Linked DNA regions of Homo sapiens: region 2 is linked to region 1. The links are chromatin contacts, found by Hi-C or POLR2A ChIA-PET in ENCODE. All regions are on one chromosome and are shown on one strand. The core of a region is the stretch at or near the end of the contact, and the rest is flanking DNA. Distances in the headings are between cores, read along the strand shown. Region 1 overlaps ERC2 (ELKS/RAB6-interacting/CAST family member 2). Region 2 holds the start of ERC2-IT1 (ERC2 intronic transcript 1).

Evidence for each region. Hi-C counts contacts between places; a loop is a spot of excess contacts on that map. ChIA-PET counts read pairs that join two places held with the same protein, here RNA polymerase II (POLR2A). Pooled maps may share reads with other maps.
Region 2: a loop to region 1 is called in a pooled map, with 2.4 times the contacts of the local background. The contact joins the promoter of ERC2-IT1 here to the enhancer-like site in region 1. A Hi-C loop is called at or near these places in 2 of 168 maps with a recorded cell type or tissue (Right ventricle myocardium inferior and endothelial cell of hepatic sinusoid) and 2 of 50 pooled maps. POLR2A ChIA-PET finds 5 or more read pairs at or near these places in 4 of 52 experiments (A549, H1, HEK293 and 1 more).

Annotation. Positions count from the first base shown.
Region 1 is chr3:55,583,936-55,590,759 of GRCh38, reverse strand. All of the region lies in intron 17 of ERC2 (ELKS/RAB6-interacting/CAST family member 2), which reads left to right. Among named protein-coding and RNA genes, the nearest start is that of ERC2-AS1, 20 kb to the left of the region's middle. Within about 2 kb of position 3,204, at least 2 of the 41 ENCODE cell types and tissues checked have a DNase peak (open chromatin) inside an H3K27ac peak, as active enhancers do.
Region 2 is chr3:55,656,185-55,663,008 of GRCh38, reverse strand. ERC2-IT1 (ERC2 intronic transcript 1) reads left to right here and starts at 3,540. Exons shown (of 1, transcript NR_024615.1): 1 at 3,540-5,803. The region is part of intron 17 of ERC2 (ELKS/RAB6-interacting/CAST family member 2); the gene reads left to right. RefSeq lists enhancers at 4,026-4,145, 4,186-4,385.

The DNA of each region.
Region 1 (6,824 bases), core at 1,955-4,454:
CTACCATTGTGGACAATTTGGTATATGTCTTTCCCAATGTTTTCCTGAGTTTAAAACACACATCCACATTTACATGCATAAGTGCATATGCAATTTTTACAGAATTGTGGTGGGCAATTTTCATTGTTGGATCATTGCAGTTGGCTTGATACTGTATCAAGTTCCTCCTTTCAGGTCAGTTCGTGTAGTTTTACCTCTGGTCTCTAATGCAGCATCCATTCTATGGAAAAATCATATTTATTCAGTTATGTCCTTTTGATGGGCATTAGGTTGATTCCAGTATTTTTTAAGAAGGCTGCAGTGAACATCATTTATGTTTCACTGTACATTCTGGTGCTTTTATTTCTGCAGAATCAATTCCCAGAAGGACAACTTCTGAGTCAGAGGATGTGCTCTTTTTAGATGTTAATGAAGACTTCCAAATTTGTTTCTATGATGTTTGAAAGCACCTTATGCACCCACCAACGGGATGAGAGAGCTCCTGTTTCCCTATAACCTCGCCAAATTTGGATATCATCAGTCTTTATGTTTTTCCCAATGTGCCACACAGGGCACGATCTCACGCTTTTTACTTTTTACTTCACTTAGATTTCGCTTATTTTCATTTGTTCATTGGCCATCGTTATCCTACAATTGCCCACTTGTATCCTTGGTTTATTTTTTTGAGTGACGTTGCCACCTTCAAAAAAATGTATTGTCTTATTTTTATAATTAGTTTTTTATAAAAGAATATACATGATTTTTTAAAAGGTTTTTTTTGAGAATGTGAGACTTTTGAAGGCTGCAGGGAGGAGAAGGTTTTCATGGATGGGACACTGGGGAGTGAAAGGCAGTAATAATCCTTCAGTGTGCTGCACAGGGCCTTCTCTTTCACACACATTTTTGCCCCCATGTGCTCCTCAGTGCAGCCCTGGGAGGTCAGCTGAGCTCCAAATGCCTTCCTGGTGGAAGTCAGAACTTCACCTTGCCCCTGACTAATGAGGCTTGCCTCTTGGGCTTGACCTGAGAATCATGAGCCCTGTCTCCTGCTGGGACTTTTGCCTGACAACTCTTCCTGCCCTCCCCTCACTGCCCCTCCCATGCCTCTGTCCACGAGTTCTGCTTTTCCTGGAGGCTGGGAATTCACGTATAAGCTCCTTCAGGAATCCAGTGCCACCCCAAGGACTCCTCATGGAGGCCTCAGGTGGTGGTGGTTTTTATCCTTACTAATAGAATATCAGTTACCATTTATTGAGTATTTACTATGTGCAAGGCCAGTACTCATGGTTATGCAAGTTGTCCACTGCACAGCTCCAGCAGGCAACATTCCCCGTGTAGTCATGGTAGATGTGCGGAATTATTTCTGCCAAATGACCGTCACGTGTCTTGAAGAAGGGTGCCTTTTTCCAATTCTCACAGAGTCACCATCACAGTAAGCTGCTCGTTTGCGCACCAACCACTGGGCTGAGTGCTCTAAGCACATGGTTTTTAAAATCCTTAGAATAGCCAGCTGAAGTTGATGATTTTACCTCCTTCTCTCTCTCTCTTTTTTTTTTTTTTTTTTTGGTAGTGACTGGGTTTCACTGTGTTGCCCAGGCTGGTCTCAAACTCCTGGCTCAAGCAATCCTCCTGCCTTGGCCTCCCAAAGCGCTAGGATGACAGGTGTGAGCCACTGCATCCAGCCTTACCTCCTCTATAGCCAAGGAAACTGAGTCTCAAGTTAGTCACTTGCCCACGTTACACAGCTAATAAGTGAATTCAAACTCAGGTCCGGCTGACTCCAAAGCCTGTGTTTAATGCTTGCCCTACCCTCCCTCTGTATTGGAATATGGTTACCCCCAAAATGGTCCTCCGAAATGCCCCAAGCCATGATTATCGGCCTTCCTCGAGTGTTCCCACACACTCGAGGCAGGCTGGTGTAGCCAGTGTGCAGGATTGCTGTAGCTGGTGTGAACTTGAACTCAAACTAAAAACTGAAGCATTGGAGCCCAGATCCAGTCAAGCGCCATCTTATCAGCATCTCTGGATCCCTTTGTGGGAAGGAAGGGGGAGCCCCACTTTTGTGATGTGCTGTAATCCTGAGTCAGGGTTTTCTGGTCTCTGTCTCGGGATCAGTTTTCTTCGATCACACTCAGAGGTTAGGTAACTAACACAGAGGTGCTAAGAGTGAGAGCCAATGTTTCCCATCTTCTGACTGTGGTGCTGATGGATGGGGCACAGGTGAGAGGGTTTTTCTGGAATTGATTCATCAGGCCGAGGGGGATTTCCCTCTCACTCTCTGCTTTCACTTCTAAGGTTCGTGTGTCTTTTTAACATTCCTTCGGCTTACCGGGGCCTAAGTGGAAAGTTGTCTTTAGGATCCCTTTGTTCTGATTCAGTTGCCGACGCTTTATGATGTTGTTCCTTCTCTTGGAAAAATGCTCCAAATGGCTCGTGTAACTGATGCACTCCACATCACCCTGATTGACAGTGGGGAGGCCCTGGTTGGAAGGAGGGGTTGGGGCTGGAAGGAGGGGTTGGGGACTGTGAACATCATTACTTCTGGGCTCTGAAAGCCAGCATGCCTGCCCTTGATGCCACCCAGCTGGGAGCCTTCAGCTGGTTTCTTGGGGAAATCCAACCAGGAAACGACCCTGATGTTTGCACTAGCCACAAGTTGGGAGGAAGGAGGCAGGCTCTGGGTTCAGCCTAGGGATGTATACCCAATTTTTAGGCACTTGGATAACTTTATTTTACTTATGGCTTCAACTCATGTGTCTGGTCAATGAAAAAGGCTGTTTTGCGTTTGGAAGGCAATAGGCAATGATATTTATTTTTTAAGAGCTCTGCCACAGCTGGTTACCATTACCATCCCACCACTGGCTGTCAGGTTGACCCTGTGTAAGTGGCTTCCCTTCTCCAAGCCTCTTACCCCTGGCTGTGAAATGGGTTTGATAAGGCCTGGTTTAAAAGGTCATTACTAGGATTAAGTGGGATAGTACATGTGAATAGCTTAGTCCAAGGTTTGGCACACAAAAACCGCTGAATAGTATTATCACCAGCTCAGCAGGCAAGGCAGAAAATACTCTACACGGCACAGAAAGTGCATTGCCCTCACTCTACTGGTGTGGATTTCACAACCACTTTGGAGAGTAATTCTGCAGTAAGTAGGCAAGTTTAAATTAAACATTCACTATGACATAGCAATATGACCTTTAAGTGTATACCCTAGGGAAATGCTTGGGTGAGGCACAAGAAGATATGTGCCATTAGGGTTATTAAAGCTTTGTAATTGCAAAACAAAAAAGGATACAATACAAATATTCATTGATAGACGTTCTGGTATGTTTATGCAATAGGATATTTCACAGCATGAAAATGCACTCTGCATTAATGCACCTACATTAACATAGATAAATTGCAAAAACATAATGTTGGATGAAAGAAGCAGGCTGGGTGCAGTGACACTAAAAATACAAAATTAGCCAAGCATGGTGATGTGTGCTTGTAATCTCAGGTACTCGGGAGGCTGAGGCAGGAGAATCGCTTGAACCTGAGAGGCAGAGGTTGCAGTGAGCCGAGATCGTGCCATTGCACTTCAGCCTGGGCAACAAGAGCAAAACGAAAGAAAGAAAGAAAGAAAAGAAAAAGGAAGGAAGGAGAGGAAGGGGAAGGGGCAAGTTATATAATGATACATGCAGTATGATAACATTTGTTTAAAATTTTAAAACTTGCAAATTTGTACTACATTTATTAGTGAATGAATACATAGAGTACAACAGCATTAAATGTATGTTCCCTAACTTCAGTTTAGTGTTTACTTCAGGACTAGGGGAGGGAATAGAATGAAAACAGGGATGAGTGGGAGGAAGATTTCAATTATATTTCTTTTTTGTTCATAGAAAAAAATTTTGAGGAAAATATGGCAAAATGTTGAGATTGATTTTACTGGATGGTGGCTACATAAGTGTTTTAAATTTTGTTTTCAATTTTGTTCTCCATATTTGAAATATTTCAGAATAAAAATTTTTAATAAATGAAATTAAATTGCCTCATGCAGAGAAAGAATAATAAGATGATATAAATACTCCTTTCAAGGCATTTGCATTTTCTTTCCTACGGTAAGAGGAGAGGGGGTTAAGGAGCTTTGTGTTATGTCACAAATGTGAAAATGTTTGGATCATTAGATTTTTAAGTTAAAAGGCTAGTTTTAAAAATATGATTCTTCTTTAAAAGAACAGTTGGAAATGACAGTTATTTTAAATGTTCTTATCAAAAGAAATTAATAATGGCTAAATAGGTCACCAACTCGATGACTAGTTTAGATTGCGTTCTTATGTTTGTGAATTTAGAATGGGGAAATATCCGGTAAGATGCTTTCAGTCATAGTGGCATTTCTGCTATCATAGTCAAATAGACTAATATAAAGTTACACTAAACTATTTTCCCAAAGTAATATGGGAGTTATGAATAGGATTTTCTAAGCATCATGGCTGGGATCTGCCTTTGTGCTGGCCTAAGGTGGTTTGAAGTTGGCATTGAAAGTGAAGGCAAAGACTCACAGTCCGAGGGCCACCTCTCTTTGGGAAAATACAACCCCCTCTTGGTTTCTCCGTGGTCCTTTCCCCAACCCTCTGCAGTCCCCACTCCCTCCCCACCCCGCCAGTCACCTCAGGTGCACCAGTGTGCCTCCAAGTCAGGCCTATGGGGGCCTCTGTGTGAACCAGGAGGAAGCCCCCGGGGCTCCCAGGCTCTTCTCCAGGAAGCCCTGCTCTCAAACGCTGCCCTTTCCAGAGCTTCCTGGAGCCTTCCCTCCTGTGGCTGCAGGCTAAGGGAAGAAAGGATTTTCTTTACTTTATTTCAGTCTGGTTTTTTGATTTTCGTTCTGCGGTTCTGCTCTGCCTCGCTTTGTTTATCAGCATCAAAGCCGAAACCAGCTGTGTTTGTTTGTGGATCTTTCATTTCCATGAAACCTGCAGCTTTTTCTAGGTCACTCTGTGTTCTTAATAATCAAAAAGGTAGTTCACATGGCTGCAAAGGAAGGACTGGGGTCAAAAAATCCTCAAACCCACGGAGCCCCTTCGGTAGCCTTACCCTTGGCCTGGATGACTGGGAATAACAATTACATGATTTTGTTATCTTCCAGGGTCCCCCCAAAGAGCTCTCTCTAACAGGGGTAATTCAAATAGAAATCTTGCTTGTTTTTGAGCCACACCCTATGCAAAAGACTTTATTTTAAACATCTAGAACCCCAACAGTTATAGAGAGGGGAAGAGAGGGGATGTTGGGAGATTTTTCTATAACTGATTAACTGGACTGTTAGTTGGATTATTATGGAACCAGCAGCCACTTGAGGTCACAACTGACAGGTTGCTTATTGGGGGGAACATTTGTTTGAATGAAGCTCCAGTTCAGCGGTGGTAAATCTAGCCATTTAATGGGCCACTTGATGTCCAAGGGCAATTACTGGTATAAAAACCCTGAGCCCTAAAACAGGAGAAACAGGAGACCAGATGGAGGCCCCTTTAGAGATTTAGTCCTAAATCTGTTAACCCATCTTGCAAAGTGCTGCCTAGTTGACAGCACAAACAGCTGTGGAGGCCAAACCGGGTGCTATTTGTCTTAGATCAGGCCAGAGAATCTGGACCGAATGGATGGCACTGTTTGAATTTTACGGTAAACCGAGGAATGCTAATCACTGAATCTTAGGGACCACAGCGGAAGCAGCAGCCTGCCCGAAAGAGCCTCGCTTCCTCCTGAGCTTCTCCCCACCAAATGGATTGACATACATCAGGCTCCCGAAACAGCAAAGACAAGACCGTATTTGGATTTGTAACTCCCCGGGTATTTTGCAGGCAGGTCTGGTTCTCGTTGTCCATTGACTCTGAGATAAAATCAGGGCCTCTGCTTAGCTTGAGACAAGCCATGCGCTTGGATATCTTCCTTCTTGGGGCGGGAATGCCCAAGTACTACATGGTGGATTGCAATTTGCTGGTGGTGCTCCCCTGTCAATCTTCTCAGTTCGGGAGGTGCCACTCTCTGTCTTATGTTATCCTTGCCCACACACATCTTTCTCTCCCCACCGTATTTGGTGTGCTCCTGAAACAAGGCAGCCTCAGCAGGGAGATGTGGGTTATGGCTGCTTCCACCCATGAGGGTTTACGTGGCATATGCAGGTGAGAAAGGGAGGAGTCTCTGGCCTCTCCAAGCAGAGTTCCCCAATGCCTCACCATCTCCACACTAAATAGGGTAAGTGGGAAGGTAGGAGAGGTGTGATTATAGAACCTCATCTAAGTGGAAATTCTGCCAGGGAAACTGCCTTTCCTCTGAGTCTCGGCGAGGCAAGGGTAGAGGAAGGAACTGAGCCCAGAACACCTGGCATGGACAACTAGTAGTCATAGCAGCCATTGTTGAATGAACATTGATGTAAACCAGGCGTGGCTCTAAGGACTGCATGCCTGTTAATACTTTAAGTCCTTATTAAAGCTCCAGGAGGTAGGAGCTGTTATTGAACCCATTTTGCAGATGGGAAAACTGAGTCTGCAAGGGAAAGTACCTTGCCCAAGAAGGGGCAGGCCCAGGCTTCAAATCCAGGGCATCTGGCTCCAGGGCCTAAGCTCTTCACCAATAGGCTTCCCTGTGGGGGTCCCTGAGGCTACATTACTGCTAAGAATAGTAACAGTGGTCATCGACTGAGTGTGTTCCTTGTGCCAGGTACTATTCAACAAGCACTTTCCATGTGTTAGCTCTTTTAACGATGAATCAACTCTGAGCTTATTACCGTTTTATGTGTAAGAAAACTGAGGCTTGAGTGACTTAACCAGAATCACATAATAAGTGAAGAAGCCAAAATTCTATCCCAGAAA
Region 2 (6,824 bases), core at 2,291-4,790, 72 kb before region 1:
GTTTTATTATTCAAGTATTTATTGAGTACCTTCTATGTGCGAGGTCTGTGGAAGGTCACAGCCATCCAGAAACTAGAAGTTAAATAGCCCTCTCTCATTCAGCATGTCTCATCAGGACTTGGCTCTACTGTAGCAATGAATAAGCATGGAATTTAAGCTGAATTGCTCAGAGGTTAGTCATTTTAGCTGTTTGGCCGGCCTTAATTTCTGAAACATCAAATAACATCATATTTCAAGTCCCATTGATAGATAACCTATATGCCCCTACCCTTAGTAATATGTCTAACATGGTATTTTTCACCCAATTCTTTAAAATAATCTACATTCATGACTCAATTCTCATTATAAAATATTTAAGCTATATTGAAGTAGACAACTTAAAACCTGAATGTCTCCTTCACTCTGTCCCCCAACTCTACACTTCTCCCCAGAAGCAATAGACCCCAATTAATTGGTAGATATGTCCTTTGTCTGCATTTACAAATAATGCACACATAATTCATTTAACACAAATTAGATTATATTATTCAGCTTCTTCTGTGATTTGCATTTTTCACTTAACAGTATGTCTTGGTAAACTTTCCGTTTCAATATATATAGACCTACCTTATTTTCTAATAGCGACAGAAGTATTTCATGGAATTCCCCTGCCAAGGTTTATTTTAGCCACTCACAGTTAATGGGCATTTAGATAGTTTGCCATGTTTTGCTATCACAAACAAGACTGCAGTAAATAATTTTGTGTATATGCCTTTGGGCGTATGTGCAAGTATTTCTGCACAATAGAGACCCAGAATTTTAATTTTCTACATGAAATAAATCTGATAAGCTGATAAGAACAGGATTGGTTGCCAATTGGCAAATACATTCCAATCTGAGTCTTGAGTTTCCCAGCCCACGCTGTCCTGTTTGTGTTAATGCAGGATTGCCCCCAAGAGTCCTCCCTGTTCAGACCCTGCTGGCTGACAGTTTGAAATCTGGAGTTCAGCTTCATATATAAAAACCTTAGCTTTGCAATATTTAAATTCTTAAATACCCTAAAATGGTATGGACTTTATTAAACAGAAAGTGAAAAAGGGAAAATCTAAGGGAATTTCCCTGATAAATGGATTGAAAAGTCCATATTTAACAAAGCATTAGTCTCCCAGGAAAGGAGGTGGGCCCACTTTTTTTTTTTAAATAACCTTTTCACGTTTTTCTTCTCAGCTAAGCCAACTCCACAAATAGCCCAAACTAAACACGTAATGACTGTGCTGTGTTGAGATGTGTTTTGTTTCAGATTTTAAAATGCAGCAAATAAGATGTGATAGGCAGAATCTAAAGATGCCTTTCCAAGATGCCCATGCTTTATTCAAACACTAACCAGGTACTGGACGAAGGGACTTTGCAGCTTATCTTAAAATAGAGAGAGTATCCTGGATTATGTAAACGGACCCAATGTCATGACATTAGCCCTTAAAAGTCGAGAAAGAAAGTCTAAGAGTCAGAGTGGTGCAGTGGAAGAGGGAAGGGGAGAGATTAGGCAGCAGAAGAGGCAGAGAGGTCCCAAGGGGGAGGAGAGGAGAGACGAGGCTGTGATAAAAGGAAAGGGGCTATGAGCCAGGGATTGCAGGTGGCCTCTAGAAGCTGAGAATGATGCTTAGCCAACTGCCAGCCAGGAAAGTCCCACAACCAGACGGAGCTGAATTCTGCCAGTGACCTGAATGAGCTGGAAAGTAAATTCAGCCTCAGAGCTGCAAAAAAGATTGCAGCCCTGTTGACACCTGGTGATTTTGGCCTCATGAAACTCAGCAGAGAATGAACTGAGCCGTGTTGTGCCAAAATTCTGACCTACGGAACTGTGAGATAATAAATAGATATTTTTTAAAGTCACTAAGTGTGTGGTAATGTGTTAGGATAGCAGTAGAAAACTAATGCACAGACGAGTTGAACCAACATCTGTGTGTGAGACTTGGCCCACAGGACAAGCTGGTGCATTTTTTACTTTCTAGCAACTGGAGCAGGGTAAGGGCCCAATGTTATAATATGAAGAAGACCAGCTTGCATTTTCTAGGTGCTTACCTCATTTTAGGTGCTGTGCACGGTACTTTATGTGCATTTCTTACCTTGTTCTTCACAACAGCCCTACAAGGATTTATGCTTTTATTGTTATTATCCCTGTTTTATAGGTGAGGGACCTGATTGAGGCTCACAGAGGTTAGCTACCTGGGCAGGTGTCACATGGCTTATTAATGGCAGGGCTGGGACTCAAACCCATGTCTGTGGGACATCATACCCAAGTCTGTGCACATAAGTGCTGTACTTCACAGTGCACCACGACCCCAATTAAATATGAAGCTAATATGTTTCCATATACAAAATTGCTGATATTTAAACTCCTGCTAAACACTCACAACTAAGAATGCCTTTCATCACATAAAGCCCTTTAACCTTGTTTTAATGCCCTTGGAATACTACACCACTAGGTGCTGAGCAAGGAGAAAAAAAATCAAATTTGGATGGTCAAGGAAATAGGAGACTCCCACGCCACCCCCGCCCCACCCCCCAGGTTCTGCAAGCCAAAGCTCAGAGCACACTCTTACATTTCTCTTCAAATCCTTGGAGGTCTCACTTGCTCTAGATTGTGTCAAAGATTGTGCCCCTTCCCTGCACCAGGCACTCAATTCCAGGGGTGGAAGTTGTGATGGAGACATTTTTATAACTTGGACATAAAGATCAGGAGCCAAAAGGAATATCAGGTGGAACAAATGCTATTGCTTACATTTTATCTGGAGGTGGGGGTGCGGGTTGATGTGCCAATTTGCTCTCAGTTGCATGTACAGAAATTGTGACCTCAAATTCAGCCAATGGAAAGTCTGAGTATGAACATTCACATTGTTCAGACATTTAACAAATATGAACTGAGCTTCCATAATGTGATGGGGTTTGCATGAGAAGCTAATGATGCAGTAATGAATAAGGTGAGTTCCATACTCATAGATCTTCCAGGCTCCATTACTCCAGGCTAATGAAGGAAGCACAGAAAAGCAAGCAATTTCAGGATAGTATAATAAGTGCTGTAGTGGAGGAGGCACTAGATGCCTAGAGCAAATATGGGAGAGACGCCATACCGAGATTCAGAAGCCAGAAGTAGTGACCCTTGAGCTGTGGCCTCACGGATAAGTAGGAGTTGGCCAGGTACAGAGGCGGCAGAGGAGAATAGCCCAGCCCCAGGGGATGTCATGATGTAGATCTGATCTGGGAGCCTACCTATGTCCATAAATACATCTGGAGTATAGGAGGCAAACAGGCTATCGGTTGAGACTGAGGTCAGAAAGCCTTTCTGCTAGTTTTTTGAAGAGATTGAACTTAATTATAAGGGGACTTGGAAACCATTGAAAGAAAAGGCTGAGCAGTGGCATGGACGGATGTGGGTGCTTTAGAAGGACCCCTCTGGTGGAAGAGCCAAGAATTGATGGAGGGGAGTGAGTGGAGCACAGAGACTATTGGGACCTGAGAGAGGTGGTAGGGGGTAGAAAGGAAGGGTGGGGAGATCAGGGATGGGGAAAAGCAGCGGGATTCCAGAGCTATCTGAGGAGGAGGGGCCACGGGGTTTGTTCGTCTGGTGGAGGGAGAGAAGGGAGCCCAGGATGACAGACAGCCAGGCCTGATTTGGCCAAATCATCATGCAAATATTATTCTGGGCTGACAGGCCCAAGTTGCAGTCAGCAGAGGCAACACGGGCTTATAATTTGCCATTTGTGAATGTCCTGAGGACTGGAGAATCAGCTAGGAAGCAAATCTTCCTTCTGCTGCATAAGACAGCCAAAAGCACCTCTGAGGATAGGCATCTCAGGGATTTCAGAGCAGGTAACGCCTTTTGGTTGTTTTGAATATGCTGACAGAAGAACAAAAGCTTTCAGGAAAACAAAGCCCAACCCCTTAATGAAACAGGAAAGGATATACAGTTTCAAATGCTTGCTTGCTTTCCTTGTTTTCTGAGAAGAAAGATGCCTTGCCTGTTGAAGGTGGCAGATGCAGGTTGCTCTGTGGGCCTCGGGAAGGTTCACTGCAGCTGTCACCTGCCCAACCCACGTGTCCTGAGGCACTGTGACATCTTGACAGGTGTCCTGACTCTTGGCCTTGACATGTCCTGTCACGCCTGCCTGTCAGCTGGGACTGGGCTTGGGGAAGAGCTTGTGGGCCTGGGGCCTGGTAGTACTTGCTTAGTTAAACATCTGTGGCTGCTATTTCCCTGTCACAGGCTGGCAAGTCAGAACTACTCAGATTCACTTGCACAGCAATGGTCCTTCAGTCTTCTGATTATGTGGCTCTGCAACAGGGAGAGGGAGATATTCATGAGCAAGTGTGCAAAATGCATTTAATGCCTGCTAATGGTGTACAGCCATCCATTGCTTTGGTCTGCCCAGTGTCTGTCTCCCTATCTTTTGATACCAGGGGCCAAGTTTCTCTGGGGAATTCCTTTCAGTTTTTGCAGTTCTGGGACAGTTACCCTTCACCCAGCACTATGTCAATATGGGCACATGACTCAAGCCAGCCAATCAGAGTTCACTTTCCCTAGACTTGGTCACTCAGAGGGAGCTATCCCTTAGGCCACAGTGATTGGTTCAGAAATGGGCACATAATCAAACTAGACCAATGAGTCTCAGTTCTGAAATTTTGAGTTAAGATTGCTTGGAAAAAGAACTGTTTACTCTATGGAAATAGAAGCTGGAGTGATGAAATTTGGGGTACCGGGAGCGACAGGGCCATAGTGAGAAGAGAACCCTACCTGAAAATGAAGTCAGAAGGAAAAGGAAAGTAGACAAGAATGATGGAGAGAGAGGCAGAGACAGATCCCTGAAGACATCATTTAAGATCCCGAATTCACCTGTGCCCAAAGCCAGACTAGTCCTGAATGATTTAGTTACAAGAACTAATAAATGCCTTTTTCCATAAGTCAGTTTGAGGCCAGATGAATAGAAATTGCATCCCTTATTGAGTCCTGGCTCAAGTCAATTTAGCAAGCATTTGTTAAGATCCACGGTGGGAGCTATACCTCAGAGCTCCAGGGAGCACAGGAGGTGTGCTACAATCACAGCCATTGCCAGTATTGTTATTATTCCATTTATTAGACATTTCAGACACTCCTCAGCACTTTACACACATTATTTCATTTCACCCTTTGAGCACATCCTTTAATTAAAAATTGTTATCTACACTTTACAGGGAAAGAAACCTAGACCAGAGAAGTTAAGAAATACATCCAGGGGTGGGTGCGGTGGCTTACACCTGTAATCCCAACACTTTGCGAGGCCAAGGTGGGAGGATTGCTTGAGCCTAGGAGTTGAAGGCCAGCCTGGGAAACATGGCAAAATCCTCTCTCTATTTTCAAAAAATACAAAAATTAGCCGGGCATGGTGGTGTGTGCTTGTAGTCCCAGCTACTTAGGAGGCTGAGGTGGGAGAATTACCTGAGCCCAGGAAGCAGAGATTCCAGTGAGTTGAGATCATGCCACTGCATTCCAGCCTAGGCGACAGAGTGAGACCCTGTCTCAAAAAAGAAAGAAAAAAAGAAATATGTCTAATATAGTAATAATAGTGACAGAGGATGTGAGTTATCGTCTACACACTGGCAGGCAAAAGAGGTTACTTCCTCCCATCTCAAGGACTTGGAAGTAAGGGAAATAAGACTGTACACCCAAGAAAGCAAAATGGAATAGATCGGAGTAGAGATCTGCCAAGTTGCCTTACAGAGCCAGGACAGCTTCCAGCCAGCCAGGCTAGATCTAGCTGCCTGAATGTATTGACAGCAAAAAAAAAAACAAAATGAAAAAGGGTATGTCAGGAGAGGTGTCAGCCAACCATGGAGGCAAAAGCGGGGGAGTGAAAGAGGAGGATCTTGGGGATGCCCTTCATACCACTATCCAGGAGATGGGTGTCATAGCCACGGAGCTTCCCAGTGGCCAGGCCATCTCTAGGGGGAGATGAGAGGGAAGGTGGGGCCAGGAATCCAGCAGTCACTCTTTCCATCAAAGCCACCATCCTGCTGTGGAATAGTTCCCCAGGGCCTCTTAGCCTGATGCCCTTACATGACTACTTCAACCAACATCCCTAGTTTTGAGGATGCCATTCTTCTCTTCATCGTGACCCCTTCTACTCTCTTTTAAAATTATTTCTAGGCCTCTTCTTCCCTAGAGGCCGTGTCTATGGGAAGGGGACTGTGCTTGCCACAGTTGGACATTCCAGGTTCTGCAGTGATAGTTTCATATCATTGTAAATTCAGCTGGCCTTCGGAGTCTAACTTGGTTTCCCCTGTGACTTCCTACAAGAAGAGACTGAGTTGGTCAGAAGCTAATGAATCTTTTGGTCTATACATCTTTCAGAGTTCTCCTTATAAGATAATCACAAGGTCTCTATTTTGTAATGCTAAGGAGACAGGAGCTGGCTACTCTGGAGGCTGCCTTTTTGGAGATGTACTTCTTCTGTGGCCTGACAAGGAAGGTTTCAGAGCCTCCCGGACTCAAGGCCAGGCCTGGGTGATGGCATAGCTACCATGTAAAGTGCATTCTCCACCAGGAATGGTGGCTCATGCTTGTTAATCCCAATGCTTTGTGAGGCCAAGGTGGGAGGATTACTTGAGCCAGGAGTTCAAGACTAGCCTGGGCAACATAGTGAGACTCCCAGCTCTACAAAAAATAAAAAGTAAAAACAAAACAAAAAAAATAGTTGGAAGTGGGGGTGTACTCCTGTAGTCCAAGCTACTCAGAAGGCTGAGGCAGGAAGATCACTTGAGACCAGGAGTTCAAGGCTGCATGAGCTATGATTGCACCACTGCATTTCAGC